Linked DNA regions of Homo sapiens: regions 1, 2 and 3 are each linked to region 4. A link is an interaction called in ENCODE POLR2A ChIA-PET data of the cell type or tissue named here. Cell type or tissue: CD4-positive, alpha-beta T cell. All regions are shown on one strand. Region 1 overlaps PACS2 (phosphofurin acidic cluster sorting protein 2). Region 2 holds the start of PACS2 (phosphofurin acidic cluster sorting protein 2). Region 3 holds the start of TEX22 (testis expressed 22). Region 4 holds the start of TEDC1 (tubulin epsilon and delta complex 1).

The links. ChIA-PET counts read pairs that join two places held together with the same protein. Peaks named below come from ENCODE experiments on the same cell type or tissue, not always from the same donor. Only the 100,000 strongest peaks of a DNase experiment are listed, where the experiment ranks them.
Region 1: POLR2A ChIA-PET joins it to region 4 with 34 read pairs; 20 of 35 experiments call an interaction of 5 or more read pairs at or near these places.
Region 2: POLR2A ChIA-PET joins it to region 4 with 12 read pairs; 11 of 35 experiments call an interaction of 5 or more read pairs at or near these places.
Region 3: POLR2A ChIA-PET joins it to region 4 with 20 read pairs; 16 of 35 experiments call an interaction of 5 or more read pairs at or near these places.

Annotation. Positions count from the first base shown.
Region 1 is chr14:105,369,155-105,373,154 of GRCh38, forward strand. PACS2 (phosphofurin acidic cluster sorting protein 2) reads left to right here. Exons shown (of 25, transcript NM_001100913.3): 8 at 687-746. Among named protein-coding and RNA genes, the nearest start is that of TEX22, 27 kb to the right of the region's middle. RefSeq lists a silencer at 1,766-1,969 and an enhancer at 1,948-2,017. In CD4-positive, alpha-beta T cell, CTCF peaks have their summits at 1,821 (motif pointing right) and 2,021; a DNase peak (open chromatin) is centred at 1,837.
Region 2 is chr14:105,312,691-105,316,690 of GRCh38, forward strand. It overlaps PACS2 (phosphofurin acidic cluster sorting protein 2), which reads left to right and starts at 2,058. Exons shown (of 25, transcript NM_001100913.3): 1 at 2,058-2,347. The coding sequence starts at 2,229. It also overlaps a transcript of BRF1 not described here. RefSeq lists silencers at 1,420-1,509, 1,610-2,139, 2,280-2,369, 2,600-2,679 and an enhancer at 2,424-3,075. In CD4-positive, alpha-beta T cell, no CTCF peak of the experiment used is centred here; DNase peaks (open chromatin) are centred at 1,901, 2,261, 2,691 and 3,721; H3K4me3 peaks cover 2,167 bases.
Region 3 is chr14:105,396,280-105,400,279 of GRCh38, forward strand. PACS2 (phosphofurin acidic cluster sorting protein 2) reads left to right here. Exons shown (of 25, transcript NM_001100913.3): 25 at 1-1,868. TEX22 (testis expressed 22) reads left to right here and starts at 2,259. Exons shown (of 4, transcript NM_001195082.2): 1 at 2,259-2,356; 2 at 3,023-3,211. The coding sequence starts at 3,062. RefSeq lists a silencer at 1,772-2,681 and enhancers at 2,349-2,859, 2,860-3,370. In CD4-positive, alpha-beta T cell, no CTCF peak of the experiment used is centred here; a DNase peak (open chromatin) is centred at 2,242; H3K4me3 peaks cover 2,038 bases; H3K27ac peaks cover 1,347 bases.
Region 4 is chr14:105,489,294-105,493,293 of GRCh38, forward strand. It overlaps TEDC1 (tubulin epsilon and delta complex 1), which reads left to right and starts at 1,953. Exons shown (of 9, transcript NM_001367178.1): 1 at 1,953-2,229; 2 at 2,329-2,407; 3 at 2,814-3,016; 4 at 3,286-3,441. The coding sequence starts at 2,083. RefSeq lists silencers at 569-698, 829-878, 889-1,518, 1,909-2,278 and enhancers at 1,289-2,032, 1,609-1,858, 2,033-2,776. In CD4-positive, alpha-beta T cell, CTCF peaks have their summits at 568 (motif pointing left) and 1,502 (motif pointing left); DNase peaks (open chromatin) are centred at 688, 1,618, 2,468, 3,698 and 1 weaker place; H3K4me3 peaks cover 2,622 bases; H3K27ac peaks cover 2,406 bases.

The DNA.
Region 1 (4,000 bases), 120 kb before region 4:
TCCTCTGGCAGCATTCAAGGGGGCGCTGTGGGCAGACGGTGCCAGGGACGGGCAAGCTGCTCCCAAAGTGGTGAAGCTGTGTCTTGCTGGCCTGGAGAGCAGCCCCCGCTGTGCAGAACACCAGCTTGAGCCTCCATTCCAGGGCCCCCTTGGGCCCAACTGTTGTGAAGGGAGGGCGTGGGCTGCCTTTGTAGGGTTGGTCCCCGAGAGGGTGGCTGAGGGTCCCGCTCACCCAGTGGCTGGAGCCGAGGTTCTGCAGTCCAGGGTGGCACGAGGCACCCACGGGGCTCAGGCTCTTGGAGCACGCCCCACCCCACACTCGCCCACCTGCCCACCCCACGTGGGTGCCCAGCACCTTCCTTCTGGGGTCGGCCAGGGCCTTTCCTGGGAGGGGGTGCTGAGGGAAGGGCCCCGTGAGCCTGGGAAGGGCTGCAGAGGCTTCTGGAAGAACCATGGAGTCCGCACACGCCTCCCCGGGTCCCCCTTGGCCAGGAATGGAACTGTCAGACCTCAGGCCTGTTGGGAAGCCTCTGGGAGCCACGAGCGAATCCATCAGCGTGGCTGGTGCTGAGGCCTTGCTGCTCTCCCACGGCGGGCCTGGGTGCGGCCTGGGCCTGAGGAAGGGGCTCCAGCGGCGGGTCTGCAGCTCTGGCGGCGGCTCTGACTCTGCACCGCCTGTCTTGCAGCAACAGAACTTCAAGCAGAAAGTGGTAGCGCTGCTGCGGAGGTTCAAAGTGTCCGACGAGGTGAGTGCGCCGCGCCTTCTGCTCGCGGCCCCCACGCCTGCAACAGCACCTGGTCGGGAGGAGGCCTCTGGGGTCTGTCTCCGGGCCACCTCTGGTTCTGCCGCTCACCGTCTGCACGGCCCCGCCAGCATCGCACAGTCTGCGAGGCGCAGTGACAGTGGCACTGCCTCCCGGGCTCCAGGTCACCCGCTGGGTCTCTGCTGAAGTAGAAGTCGTGAATACCCTGGAAGTCGGAAAGTCATTTTCAGGGGGATGTAACCATTAGTTTGTGTGTTTTTTTTTTTATAAATAGACTTTAGTTTTTAGAGCAGTTTTAGGTTTACAGCAAAATTGAGCAGAAAGTTCAGAGTTCCCATGGACCCCTCCCCACCTGACAGCCCCCCACTATTGACATGGGCCCCCCCTCCCCACCTGACAGCCCCCCACTACTGACATTCCATGGATTTTTAATGTTCATCTTTTAGCTTTTCTCTAATCTCTGAATTTTCTACAATGAGCTTGTATAATTTTCATACCGAAAAGAAAAACATGGCTGGGCTCAGTGGCTCATGCCTGTAATCCCAGCACTTTGGGAGGCCAAGGCAGGCAGATCACTTGGGCCCAGGAGTTTGAGACCAGCCTGGGCAACATAGTGAAACCCCATCTCTACAATAAAATACAAAAATTAGCTGTGGGTGGTGGTGTGCACCTGTAGTCCCAGCTACTTGGGAGGAAACCTAGTAGGCCAAGGCTGCAGTGAGTGGAGATTGAGCCACTGCACTTCAGCCTGGGCAACAGAGCGAGACCCTGTCTCAAAAGAAAAAACTTCAAATCTCGGCTCACTGCAACCTCTGCCTCCCAGGTTCAACAGGGTTTCACCCTGTTGGCCAGGCTGGTCTTGAACTCCTGGCCTCAAGTGATCTGCCTGCCTCTGCCTCCCAAAGTGGTGGGATTACAGGCGTGAGCCACCGCGCCCAGCCTTTGTTGTTTCTTTAACGTCAGAAGAAAAACGTGCCTGGGTTCAGGACCTGAAGTGGAGAGGTGGCGTTTAAGCGTCTCAGCCTTGAAGCAGGGTTGTCACCCGTCGGCCTGAGAGCACACTGCCTGTAGATGGCGCTGTGTCCTAACATACTCGGGATGCATCCAGCTCAGCCCCTGGGGCACACACTCAGCGAGGCTGTCAGGTCCATGTGCCGAAACAGGTGCTTTGTGGCCCGGTGGGGCAGGCAGCATTTCTGGGAACAGCGTAACATCACCAACTGGCCGCAGAGGAAGGGCAGCTCCGCCACTGGGATGGTCATCGGGCCCCTGTGTCTTTTGGTTTGCATCTTGGATTGGAACATTCCCAAGTGCAGCTGAAGATGGGACTTAGCCAAGTCGGCTCCCTGGCCTGGGGCTTCCTTGAGCCCTGCTGAGCGCCTGTGGGTTCAGGGGTGGGTGTTCTTGGTTGAATCTTGACCGTGGGGTTCTGCACTCACCTGGGCAACTGAACTGAGTCCCAGAATGCATTTCACTTACACAGATTATGGTTCTGAGACTCACAACCCAAACTGTGAAAAGATGGGCCAACGTCACAGACGCTGTTCAGGGAGAGGACATCGTTTTCATAGGGATAATTGCACAGCGTTGTGTGAAATTCATGCAGGTCAACACAGTACTTTAATGGAGTGATGGGATCTCTTTCCGTATTTTCCACCCATCACTCCCTTTCCTGAAAAGACCAGACCATCTCCGCCACAGCTCTGAACCTGTGTCTTGGCCACTAGGAGTGCCACACCTGGCACTGCCCCCTGCCCAGGACTTCACAGCAACCCTCAGGGGGCAGGAGATGCACAGTGAGACGAGGTCACCGCCTGGATTACAGCCATCTGAGATTGTTCATGCTGCTATAACAAAATACTTTAGACTGGGAAATTAATAAACAACCAAAGTGTATTTCTCGCAGTTCCGGAGGCTGTGAGTCCAAGATCAAGGTGCCAGTAGACTCGGTGTCTTGAGGGCCCGTTTCCCATAGAGGGCACCTTCTGTGTGTTGTGTGGTGAGAGGGCCTGACAAGCTCCCTCAAGCCTCCCTCATCAGGGCCCTGAGCCTATTCAGCGGGCAGAGCTCTCGGGCCCTAACCACCTGTTAGAGGCCCCACTTCCTAATTCTAGCACCTTGGTGGTCAGGTTTCAGTGTAGGAATTTTGGGGGTACAAACGTTCACAGCCCCCAGGCTGACCACAGAGCACTGGCATCCAGGCTGCCCTGTGCCCAGGTGCCACACAGTGGGTCTGGTGAGGAGGAGAGCAGGGCTCTGCTTGGGACCCATCCTGTGAGGAGGAACCAGAGTGAAGTCTGTTCCTTACAGCCCTCAGCTTCAGCTCACAGCGAAAGCGTCCGCTGAGGGCTGCCTTCTGAATTTTTCATTGTAAAAGGTGGCACACCTGGATAGTCAGTTGATTTTCAACAAGGGTGCCAAGTTCATTGGAGAAAATATCTTTTCGCAAAAAAACTGAGGCTTGACAATGCACACCATGTGCAGAATTCAGCTTGACTGGATCATATTCCTAAATGTAAAAGCCTAAAATTTAAATTACCTAGATTCTAAGCCTTAAAAAATATGAACTTAAATCCTGCACTAATGCCACTGAACTGTACACCTAAAAATAGATAAAATGGTAAATATTATGTTTTATATATTTTTAACACAATAAAAAAAGTAGAAATTTGCTTTCTGAAAGGTACTGTTAAAAGAATGAAAAGATGGCCAGGTGCGGTGGCTCACGCCTGTAATCCCAGCACTTTGGGAGGCCGAGGCAGTACGAGGTCAGGAGATCGAGACCATCCTGGCTAACATGGTGAAACCCCATCTCTACTAAAAATACAAAAAAATTAGCTGGGCGTGGTGGCAGGCGACTGTAGTCCCAGCTACTTGGGAGGCAGAGGCAGGAGAATGATGTGAAACCAGGAGGCAGAGCTTGCAGTAAGCCAAGATGGGGCCACTGCACTCCAGCCTGGGTGACAGAGCGAGACTCCGTCTCAAAAAAAAAAGAAAAAAGCCACAGGTTGACAGAAAATATTTGCAAATAACATACCTGGTAAAGATTTGTATCCAATAGATATATTAAAAACTTTCAAAACCCAATAAGAAAAGCAACCTGATTTTTAAAATGAGTAAGACTCATACAGTGAAACTATGAAACATTTTTTAAAGAAAGAAGATATAAATAAGTGGAAAGATGTCATATGTTCATGAATTGGAAAACTTAGTCTTGTTAAGGTGGCAATAATCCC
Region 2 (4,000 bases), 180 kb before region 4:
GCAAATAACAAGTTCTGGCTAAAAAGTTACTCTGATCACCCAAGGGACATCTGTGCACTTGGAAAATACAGAAGACCACAGTCCCATCACCACCATCCCACCTTAAAAACAAACATAAACGTGGTCGCAGGCGTGACACATGGTGTGTTTCGTGTCCCTGCTTTCCTGCCTGGCAGAAGCATTGATGTAGACCCACCATACGGGTTCTTCGGGCCACTCTGGTACAGACTGTGTGGGTCATATCCCGACCCCTGGCAGCTGCATAACCTCACAGGCCGCCATCTCCTCTTTTGTCACTTGGGATGGGACAGAACTGTCACGTCCCTTAAGGGCTCACAACGGTGCCTGGCACAGAGGAGGGGCACCGCTCAATGGTGGCAGCTGGTGCCAAGCCCTGCTGTGCACGGCTTAGTCACCCCGCATCTCCTCACTTGACCCCCAGTTGTAGTCCCTGCCTGGGTTAGACGCTGGCATACACAGGCACCATGTGTCAGGCGGCCCATCCGTCTGACTGCAACTGCACGCTCGCCAGGTCCAGCAGCGCCGTACGCTCAGTTCTGGGGTCAATGGGTGCCTGTCTCCTGCCCTCCCATCACAGACAGCCTGTCCTCCTGGGGTATGGCTACCCCCTCTCTGGACATAGTCACTTCTCCCCCTACCCTGTCTCAAAGGTATGAGATCCACCGGCCCTCTGCCCGCCGAGCAGCTGGCCAAGGTCAGACAGACCCTCATGGCTCTCAGTGTACCACCTTAGAGGAGCCAGGGGCGCGTGGGAAACACAGAGTCCCTTGTTCTCTCCGAAGTGGGACCCTGACTTTAAGCAGTCGCAGCTGTTTGCAGTTCTAGATACAGGAGTTACAGCTGGAGGCTGAGCTCTCTCAACGGAGGAAGCAGCGGCATGAGGGCCTTTGCAGAAGGAGCTGACGGGGCACTGGGGTGGCAAGCCCCGTGGGCCAGGAAAGAAACCAGCTCCAGGTCAATTTGCTCGGGCTGGATTTGTTTCAGTAAAACTACTTGTAGACAAGACACAGGGCGAAGAGAAAAGCAACTGTAAACTAACTGTGAAACAAGGAAACAGAAGAGAGGCCAGAAAACCGTTTCCTAAATCTCGGCTTGGCATCTGGTGCTGGACCACAGCCGCTGCCAAACAGATGGGGGAAGCACCCTCCCTGAGCCCCAGAGCCTACACGTCGGGCCCCAGCGGCTCTAGCCATTGCCTCCTCTTTGCTTGGGTCCCCAAGTTCACTGTTAACCCCAGGGCCAGGAGCCAGCCTTGGCCCCAGACATTTGTTCTCCATTGTCCTGAGCACAACGCTGAAAAGCGGCGCTGAATAAGGATGCTGGGACGCAAAGAGGGCGCCCGGGGTCATCTGGAGCCCTGGAGGCTAAGCTCGGCAGCCTGGCGCCCCGAGTGGCTTCGAGTCCCCGCGACCGCCGCCAGGCCCGGCCACCTCCTTGCCACCTCCCTGCGTCCCGGGGAACCCACGCAGGGGGGCGCGAGGGAGGGGCTCGGGGACGGGCGGGGCCCGCACAGCCGGGCCAACCCAGCGGGGGTCGGCAGGAGACAAGGGGCGGCGAGGGCAGGGGGGCGGGGAGACTCGGGGCATGGCGGGGTGGAGGCGGGAAAGTGTCGAGGCCGGGGAATCCGCGCGTGGGGAGGTGGGCATCGCCAGGGCGACGATGAGCTTTCCTTAGGGGGCGGCGCCTGAAGCTGGCCGGGACCCGGTGGACCCCCACGACTCTCCCGGCCCTTGCCCGCGGCTCCCGGGGGGCGGGGCGGGGCGCCCCGGGCGGGGTCTGTGCGCAGGCGCGTGAGTGCGCGCTCTCGCGCACCGGCGGGCGGGGACGCCCCGTGAGGCGCCGCCGGAGGAAGCGCGCGCGCACCTCACTTCCGGCGCGCGCTGCGCCGGCGGCGATTGGACCCGAGGCGGCGAGCTGGCGCCCCGCCCAGCCAATCGGCGGCGCCGGCGCGGGTCGGAGGGCGCCGGGCGCGCGCGGGGCGGCCGGGGGCGCGCGGGGCGCGGGCGGGGCGCCGGGCGGGGCGGGGCGGAGCGGCCGCAGCTCGTCGCCGCCCGCGGGCCTGTCCGACGCCGGGGCCCGGCCCGTCCCCTCCGCCGCCCGGCAGCCATGTGACCGCGCCGCCGCCCTCCGCGCGCCCGGCCCGCCCGCCGCGCGTCCGCGGCCCGGCCGCAGCCCCAGGCCGCCGAGGGAGCGGCGGGGCCGGCGCCATGGCCGAGCGAGGCCGCCTCGGCCTCCCCGGCGCGCCCGGCGCGCTCAACACGCCCGTGCCCATGAACCTGTTCGCCACCTGGGAGGTGGACGGCTCCAGCCCCAGCTGCGTGCCCAGGTACGCGCCGCCCGCCGCGCTTTGTTCCCGCCGGGCACCTGCTGGGGGTGTCCTGGCCGCGGCCTCTGCGCGCCCCATCCCCGGCCCGGGTCCCCCAGCGGAGCCCAGGTCGCCCCCCGCGCCCCCGCCCGCCGGTTCGACGCGTGCAGCCGCCGCCCCCCCGCAGCTCCGGCAAGCGCGGCCCCAGCCCCCCAGGTCCCGAGCACCGGGGGCCGCGCTCAGCTTCCGAGGACCCGGTGCTGCTCAGACCCGGCGGGACCTTGGGGCTCCCGGGCGGCGCTCACCTGGCTCGCCGCAACCGCACCTGCACACCTGCCTCAATGCGGTGCCGGCCGGGGTGACGAGGGTGCTTCCTCTCTCGGGTACCACACGCTTCCTTTCGCGTTCGGCGACACTGTCAGACCTCGGCCTGGGAGCGACCCCCGGCGCACGGGGCGCGCAGGACTCGGTTGTATCCTCCGTCCAGCGCGCGGTGGAGATGCCCTGTCCTGCGGGGCGGGGTCGTCCTCGCGGGTACCTGGTTGGCGCTGTCTCTCATTTAGAGGCGTCGCCAAGCCAGTACTGCTATTTGCGCCTCCCAGTTGATCTTGCCATTGCGGAAGACTGGCTGTTCTGCACTTGGTAGGGGGGCGCCCGGTCGCCCAGCGGTAACGATTGGACAGGGTTTACCCTCCGGCCATAGCCCAGCCTTCCTTGGACTTGCAGCTTCCCTGAGTCTCCTGCTCAGTTTGAAACTTTTGTAATTTCTTCGTGACTTGGTAGTTCCTGCTCAGGAAGCTCCCAGGCTAAGGAGGAGAGAGACACGCTCTCCGGAAAAGTTCTGGTTCTAGAATAGACAGCAGGCGAGAAGAGGAGGCGGTTGGGGGTAGTGAGAGTTCTCCCTGGGGAGATGGGAGGGTGAGCGGACCTTCCAGGCACTGGAAGTGGCCAGTATGCCTGGAGGGGACCCCACGTGGCATTGAGTTGTTCCACCCCTAGTCAGCTGCAGGTGGGCCTCTCCGTGCTTTCCTGTGGCTCCCACAGCCTGCATCTCTGAGCGTGGTGTTGGAGTTGCAGAGCCGCTGGACAGTGGGGCTTGCCCTCCTGGAGCGCAGGGTTGGGACCTCGGGGCTTTGGTTTTGCTGAGTGGACAGGAAGGATGCCCACCCGGCACGACTCTTGCACCTGGCGGGGCCTCCCGAAGGACCCAGTGTCCATATGAGACCTAAGGGTCAGCATTTGCCCAAGGTCTGGGGCCGAGCACTGCAGATGTGCCTGCTTGCCTCTCTTCTGGGAAGTCTCTGGGGCCTCAAAGCCAAAGCCAGGAGCATCTCCCCAGGCCTGGCTGCTTCTCCATTCCAGGTCTTGGCGATTGCCCCAATGTCAGGTCCCACAGCCCCACAGCCCTTCTCCTGTCTGCCCCTCTGAGTCACTGCCTCACCCACAGCCCCAGAACCTTCATGCGGGCTGTTGGCGCTCCCCTGCTCCAGCACTGCAGCACATAGCCTGCCCTTGCTGAACCTCTGCAGCAGCTTCCTGGGGCCCTCCGAATGAGCAGCAAAGTCTTTAACCCAAGGGAGGTGGGGGCGTGTGGCAGGAGGGGCCGGGGGCCTTATCAGCCCCCCTGTGGAGCTGTGCTCTATTCTCCAGGGGTCTAGAAAGCCCACTCTGGTG
Region 3 (4,000 bases), 93 kb before region 4:
AGGAGCCTGGGGCACACCCCAGGGTGGGGGAGAGGGTAGGAAGGTCTCCCATTGAATCCTGGCTTCAGGCTCTGCCCCGAGAAGTGTCTGCGGTGAGGGTGTGAGCCCCGGGCTGATGGCCTCTGACCCCGGCAACAGGTGGGACCCTGACTGACTCGTTCAGCTGCCCCCAAGCTGGGCTGCAGAGCATCTGTTTTTCTGCTCTCCAGTTTCTTTTCTTTTTTTTTTTTTTTTTTTTTGAGATGGAGTCTTGCTCTGTTGCCCAGGCTGGAGTGCAGTGGCATGATCTCAGCTCACTGCAGCCTCCGTCTCCCAGGTTCAAGCAGTTCTCCTGCCTCAGCCTCCCGAGTAGCTGGGATTACAGGCGTGTGCCACCACACCTGGCTATTTTTTTTGTATTTTTAGTAGAGATGGGGTTTTGCCATGTTGGCCAGGCTGGTCTTGAACTCCTGACCTCAAGTGATCCACCCGCCTCGGCCTCCCAAAGTGCTGGGATTACAGGCGTGAGTCACCGCGTCCTGCCTGCTCTTCCTGTTTCTTTCCCAAGGGTCACACTCAGTAGGGAGATGAAGGTGGAAACATCCTTGCTGTGGCTTTCTGGCCTCAGAGCAGGTTTTAGAGGAAGGGGCCACAGGCTGCCTAGTGCATCCTGGCTGTGGGCAGCCCCTTTCCTGGAGCCCTCCTGCCTACCCCGTACCTCCCATCTGGCTGCACAGCTCCATCCTTAGCCACGCAAGGGGAGAACATGGGCAGAGTCTCCATCCAGCAGCTGGGGGTTCTGGTGGCACTCCCTGTGCCCCTGCTGCTGCTGGGCTGTGGGTCTGCCCTGCACCCAGGAGCCCCACGGTCCATCCCCCACACCATGCCCAGCACCAGGGAGGTTGGGCAGACAAGACCTGGGCCATGCCAGCCCTCTGTGCCTCGGTTTTCCCACTGGTTACACAGGATGGTCGCATTTTCCCTGCCTACCTCACAGAGCTGTTCTGAGGGTGCATGGAGGAGCACTCTGTCCCACCAAGGACAACTAGAAACCAAAGCCATCTGACAGCCAGTGCGGTAAGGGCGGGGGATGTGTGTGTGAGGTGTGCACACCCCCCGAGAACCTGGCCCTGGACTGGCCTCACAGGACAGGAGGCAGCCCCTTGTAGAGCTAGGGCTCAGCCCCATCAGTCTCAAAGGTTAAGCCACCAGTCACCACCGAGGCACCCCTCAGGCCTGGTGGCCACTGTCCACTATTACGTAGACAGACCCCACCCTCACCCAGGCCAGCTGTGGGCCAGTCCCGCCCTGCAATCTGGTCTGCTGCCTTCCTCTTCCATGTTGGTCCCCTTGGCCACTGTCTCTGGGCATGCAAGCCAGTGTCCTGGTTCAGTGCCTCGGCCAGAGCTGGGGCAGGAGAGGGGCCTCTGGGTGAGAGCTGGGGGTGTCTCTGCAGGGTACTGGCAGCCTTGCCACACTGTCCTCATTCCCAGATGGAAAGACCTGAGTGCCTCTCGCCTTCCTCCGGGAATGAATTCCTCATGAAAATGACCAGGCCACTTCTTCCGAGGGCCAGGCCGCCCCCTCCCCGAGACCTGTCCTGCCGTCCGCGGGTGTGTGGCCTGTAGGGGACTGAGAGCTGGGCTTGCTGGGCACCTCTGGAATCTGACCCTGTGGGCCAAAGAAGCACCACTGTAGTTTCTGCAGACCCCCATGCGGTTCATTGTGCATTGTTTGGTTTCTAGGATGTATGTGTTGCTAGTTTTTTTTAATGAAACCCTGGATTAATGTAAATAGCTTTTTGGGGAACGGATTCTAATGTCACGTATGTGACCGTGTGGACTATTTCAAGGTGCTGATGCAACACTAATAAACCTGGAGGGGCCGGCCCCCGCCTGCAGTGTGATTCTCTCGGCCGTCCACCCCTTGGGAGCACGCGGCGGAGCAGCGCCTCCCTCCCGCCCGCGCGCCCCGTCCTGGGTCGCCCCGCCCCAGCCCTGCGGCCCCGCGCGCGCGGAGGTGGCCCGGGGCTCAGCGGCATCGCGCCGCTTGAAGGGCGCAGGGCCGAAAGGGGCTCTGGCCGACAAACCCCAAGTTCAGGTCTGTGCTTCGGGAGACCCCGGAGGCCGACGCCCGGAAGGGCCCGTGGGGCGGTAGCGGCCATAGACCCGGATATGCGCCGGGGACCCCCAGACCGCGCCCATCCCCCACCCGCCGCAACGGAGCCCAGAACGCAGGCGCGGCGCAGACCGGAAGCGGAACCGGTGGGGGCGGGGCTTGCCGTAGCGGACGTTCTGGAGCGAGGCGCCGGCCCCTTGGGCCCCCTCAAGCCGCGGTGTACTCCAGCGGCCCCCTGTGGCCTCTCCATCCGCGGCGGGTCTGTCCCTCCTTCTGTCTCCGGGTGCCCACGTACCCCCCACCTCCGACCGCCGTTCCCGTGTACCCCGCCCCCCCGCCGAACCCCAGAGTGCCCACGGCCTCCAGCGTGTGTCCTGAGCCTTCTTCCCCCGTCCCTCCGCGGACCCCGGCCGCGCAGACCCCGCCTCCCCACCGGAGAGGGCGGGCACGTAAGGGCTCCGGGCTGGGCCTGGGGCGAGGCCTGGGCCGCGTGGAGGGGAGGTCTCAGGGTCGGAAGCGGGGCTGTGGCAAGAGCTCTGGGCCTTTCCTTCGCCCCGGGCGTAGCAAGGCCGGGCCCTGAGAGCGTGCCCGCAGTGCTGGCTGAGGGCTGATGCCCCTGGAACGTTTGAGAAGGCTGGCAGAGGCGTGGAGTCCGTGCAGCAGGCTGCCGAAGGCTTTCCAGGCTCCCGGGGTGGGGTCGGCAGGGGCAGAGAGGACAGTTCGGGAGGCTGGTGTGGAGAAGAGCTGCGGCGGGAGCTGGGGGATCCACTCCACCCAGAGGGGTCAGTGATGCCTGACCTTTGGCTGGAAGGTGACCCTAGCAGACCGCGATACTGCCACCATCTGCCCCCAGGGACTCAGGTATTGGTGGGCACGTGGGTGGCCTTGTGGGCCCCGCCCCACCTCCCCCTGCTCCTACCCCCAGATCTCAGAGGTGTGGACAAGCAGCCTACTAGGGCTAGAGATGGACAGCAGGAAACTGTCCCCCCGGGGGAAGAAGCTGGAGTCGCACCTCTCCCAAGAGCACAGGCGGCCCCCACTGGGCCTGATAGCAGCCTGGGGCCAGCCCAGTATCCAGAGCAGCGTTCAGCAGGGACTGCAGACTCAGGACTGGGTAAGCGGAAGGAAACCCTGGCCGAGGCTACTCTCCTGTCCCCAGCCCGCCTGAGGCCGCTGTCTCTGAAAACTCCAGGCTGGTCGTGATGAGCAGCCTCAGGGGAGGGCTGAGTGGGGACTGATGAGAAACAGATGGCTGGACTCAGGAGGCTCTCTTCCCCATGGCCCTGGACGAGCACCAAGGTGGACCTGCACCCTTCTTGCTTCCAGAACCGTGGGCCGCTGGGCTCTGTAGAGAGGTCTTCCAAGGCCAGGAAGGAGGCAAGGCAACACACTTCCCTTAGCTCTCCCCAGTGCCTCCCACCCCAGGCTGAAGGTGGCAAGAAGCGGGAGGGAAAGCAAGGTCCCCAGGGGGGGTGGTGTCCTCCCAACCAGGTGGGGCAGCTGTCAGGAGAAGGATTTGTCACTGAAAGTTGACCAAAACAAAATAGTGGGAGAGGCTCTGCTGTGATTCCCCAAACTGGAAGCATCTCCTGGTCTCTCTACTGCTGGACAGTGAGCTACAGGCTTGTGTCAGGCCCAGTAGTGAGAATGGTGGGATATAGCTGTTCAGCCTTAGGACGTTCTCTGAGGGCAGAGGAAGCCAGAACCCCACTCGTGTGGTTCCACTTTTGGAAGGTTCAAAGCCAGGCTGAGAGATGGCTCTAGGCTGTGGCGAGATGGGTGCAGGGGCTCCTGGGCACTGGCAATGCTTTGGCAGCTGGCGCTGGTCATGCGGCCAGTTCAGTGTGGGGAGCTCATTGAGCCATGCACACAGGCGTGTCTGCGTGTGTTCCCAGGGCTGCCC
Region 4 (4,000 bases):
GCTCTGCCCCTGACCCAGGCACCACTGCCCCATGTGCGTCCTCATCTGCCATCTACCCTGTGCCCAGGGACTTACCCAGTGGCCCGGCGTCCAGTGGGGAACTTGAGTACCGGCCGTGCACAGGGGCTGGGGGGCCTTCTGGAAACTCCCTTGTCAACTCAGCCAGCCGCTGCTGACTGGCCACCTTCAGAGACCCTCTTCCCCACACTGGCTACTTAGATACCGGCCTTGGCAGAAGGCCACCCCTCCGGACACCCACTGGTTTAAAAGAGCCCAGGGGTCTGGCCCTGCCTTAGGGCTGTGGTGGGTGTGCTGCAGGCTCAGCTCGACAGGTGCTGTGGGGGCAGTCTAGGGTGGCCCGCAGGGTGGGGTGTGTGGGGGTGATTGGGGGATTCCTGGAATTCCAAGAGCTGGGAGCCACAGCACTTTTGATGGGATGGGGGCAGGGGGTGCTGAGGTGAGGCTGGTTTCTGGCTGGACGGTGGTGGGTGGAGCTGAGGGAACTGAGATCTTTGAGACAGCGACACCTGGTGCAGAGAAAAATCCGCAAGCTCGGGGGTTGGGAGAGCGCTGAACAAGGCCGCAGAGCTGCTCCGCCATCTCCCCCACGCCTCCTGCCAAGTTCTGTGGCGCCGCGGTTCCCCACCTCCTGCTCCCATCCCCCTGGCTCCCGCCGCCCTGTAGCTCGGCAGGTGCAGTAGGCGCTCCGAGGAGGAGGCCCCTTAGCTTCAAGAAACCCGCGTGGGCGGGGTGAGGAGCGCAGTCCTCCTACTGGCGCCGTGAAGGAGATCGCGATGCGCCGGAGGGAAGGAGGCTGCGGGCGGGGAAGGACGGAGGGCGTGCGGGGAGGGAGAGGAGGGGCTTGCTGGGGGGGGGGCCCCGAGGCGGGGCCGGGAGGGCCGCCTGGAAGAGGAGGTCGGGGGCGAAGGAGGCCGAGAAGAAAGGTGGGGCCGGGACCCCTCGGGCTGCGCCTCTCGTGGGCGTGTCCAGCCAGGGCTGGGGGTCCAGGGAGGACTGAGTTTCCCTCTCCCGCCGTCCTCGCAGCCCCGGGAGGTGCAGGGGCATCGCGGGAACAGCCCCGGTGACACGCTGCCCGGGGTCTTCACGAATGCCCGGAGGCGCCGCTGGCCAGAAGCCAGCCCGACCTTCCATCCCCGCAGACAGCCCCACGTTCCTCCCGGCCCGCGTCTTTCGGGGCCGCCCGTGCAGGCGGGCCCGGCTCAGCGGCGCCCGGGCAGCAGCTGCTTCCATGCGCCGGCTTCCTCCGGGGCTGCTCCGTGGCGGCGGCAGAGGGAAGCGCTGCCGCGGGCGGGCGAGGATCGGGAGCGCCTGAGGAGGCTGCCGCGGGCTCCGGCTGCGCGTTCGGGGCGGGGGAGCTGCCCGGGACTTCGCGCCAGGGGCCAGGGGCCGGCCGCGCTGGGGTCTGCGCTGTGCGGCGCGGCGGGCTCTGGGCGCCTCCTGGCGGCCCAGCCTGGAAGGCGGCGCGATGGGGCGAGGCTCGTCCGCTCCGACTGCGTAAGCGGCCCCACAGGGCGCCTTCCGGAGTCTGCGCGCTCCCGCCCGGCGGTTGCTAGGTTGCCAAGGGGCGTGAGGCGCTGATGGGTGGGGTCTGAGCGAGGCGGGGTGTCGGGTGTCGTGACGATTGAGCCTGCAAGGGCGGACTCTGCGGTGTTCTCCATATCAACAGCCCTGCCAGGAGCCCGGAAGTGGGTCCGCACGAGACAGAATAGACTACACTCAAACTCCAGGGGAACCGTTCATTGGGCTTGGACACGAAGGCGGGACCCTGCCGACGCAGTGATTGGATGCATGTCCGGCCAGCGCGGTGATTGGGTACAGGTCTCGGGAGCGCGGTGATTGGGTACAGGTCTCGGCCAGCGCGGTGATTGGGCGCAGGTCCCAGCCGGCGCGGTGATTGGGCGCTGGACCCGGCCCGTGCCATGATTGGGCTCAGGTTCCAGCCGGAGCGGTAACTGGGCGCAGGTCCCAGCCGCCGCACTAAACCCGGCCCGTGCGGTGATTGGACGCAGGCCCCGGGCCGCGGCGGAGGCGGGCGATCCGAAAGAGGCTGGTGCTGGCTGCATGGGGAGGCGGCGGCAGCGGGTGGACCCCGCGGCTGGGGCCCGGGCCGGGGCCCTGCCTGAGGCCATCGCCGCGTTGAGTCGGTCGCTGCCCTCGGGACCCAGCCCCGAGATCTTCCGCCGCGCCAAGTTCGACCGTCCGGAGGCGGTGACGCTCTCGCGGAGGGCAGGCGGGCCGGGTGGGGTCCCGGGCCCTCGCAGGGAGTTGGGCCGGCTCCGCTGACCGCCCGCTTTTTATTTTCCGCAGACCTCCGCGCTCTGGCAGCTCCTCTTCCGTGTGCTCTCGCCACTCCCTGCGGGCAACGCCTTGGCATCGCTCGCCCTGGGTAAGCCCCGCTCCTGGCCCCGCCCACCCGGTAGCACTGGCCCCGCCTACTCCTGTAAAGCCCCGCCTTCCCCAGTAAGCCCCGCCCCGGCAGGCTCTAGCCCCCACCCAACACTGACCCCGCTTGCTCCTCAAAACTCCGCCTTCCCCGGTAAGCCACGCCCCCTGATGGGCCCTAGCTCCACCCCCTTGGGTAGCACTGGCTTCTGCTCCTACAAAGCCCTGGGGACGTCCCTGTTGGCCCCTGGTCTCCTCATCCTGGTCTGAGTTCTAGCTCTCCCACTATCATCTCTTCTGAACTAGGCCTTGAGCTTCTGCTCAAGTGACCTGTGGGGGTCTCTGGAGGGATCCAGGTGGTGTCACCTCCAGGTGGGTGGTCCCCCTAAGGTGGTGGTCTTCTGTCCTAGAGGTCCAAGCCCGCTTGGTGAAGTCAGCACTATGCTCCCAGGGCTACCCGAGGCTGGCACTGGCACAACTACCTGAGGATGGCTCGCAGGGCAGTCGGGAGCTGCTGCTGGCTCTGTCCTGGCTCTTGGCCCGAGGACCTGTGCCCGAGCAGATGCTGGCCCAGGCCCGAGTGCCTCTGGGTGACGAGATGACTGTGTGCCAGGTGCGTGTGGGTGAGGGTGAGCTGAGCCAGCCCTGGTCTCAACTCCTGGGGCCAGAGCAAGGGCAGGCCTGGGTCAGCCCCCTCTGTCTGCTTTGCTCCTCAGGGCAGTCCCATGAAGGGTTACCCAGCTGCCCAGCTGAAAGCACGGAGGCTCCCTGTGCAGGGAGCACCCGTTGTTTTTGGCTGTGCCTCCACTACCGTCTCCATCCTGGCCTTTTCTGGGGGGCAGGGTGGGGTGGGAGCAGGGCCTGACCCTTGCCCCTCTCCAGTGTGAGGCCCTGGCCAGCCCTGGCCCACCTGCACCCCACATGGAAGCAGAGGGTCCTGTGGATGTCCGCCATGTGCAGTGGCTGATGGGAAAGCTGCGGTTCCGGTGGCGCCAGCTGGTGTCCAGTCAGCAGGAGCAGTGCGCCCTCCTGAGCAAGGTAGAGCTGGCACAGGGCTTCCACTCAGGGGCTGTGTCCCGTGCTGCAGGCCGCCAGCTGCCAGTCCCTGCAGCCCGTCCCGTGAGGCCTGGCACAGGCTTTTGGCTGGATGTGGGCCTTCCTGCCCTGGCTTACCCAAAGCCTGAGCCCGTGGTTCCCGGTGGTCCTTGTAGGGGGCAGGGCTGGGCAGGGAGCCCAGTGGGGTGGGCAATGGTGGGCAGAAACGGGTGTCAGAGAGCTCACAGAATTTGCCTTTCTGTTCCCAAAAGTTACCAGTGGACTTCCAGCTCTGTGAACAGTGGGATGGGGTCTGTGCCATGAAAGCCACTCCCTCCTGGGCACTGGAGGGGGAGGAAGACAGCTCCTGTTGCCACCACATCCTGGTGGGGGCTGACTTGCGGGGTGGACAGCTCCTGTGGGGTCCTGAAGGTGGCAGGGGCTGGCTCAGGGGCACAGGTACCCAGTGGTGTGTCCACTGTGAGGCCAGCGCTGACAGGTGGGTCTGTGGCAGCGGCGGGCTCCCACCAGCGCGGGACTCCTTGGAGACCCCCCCATCCCA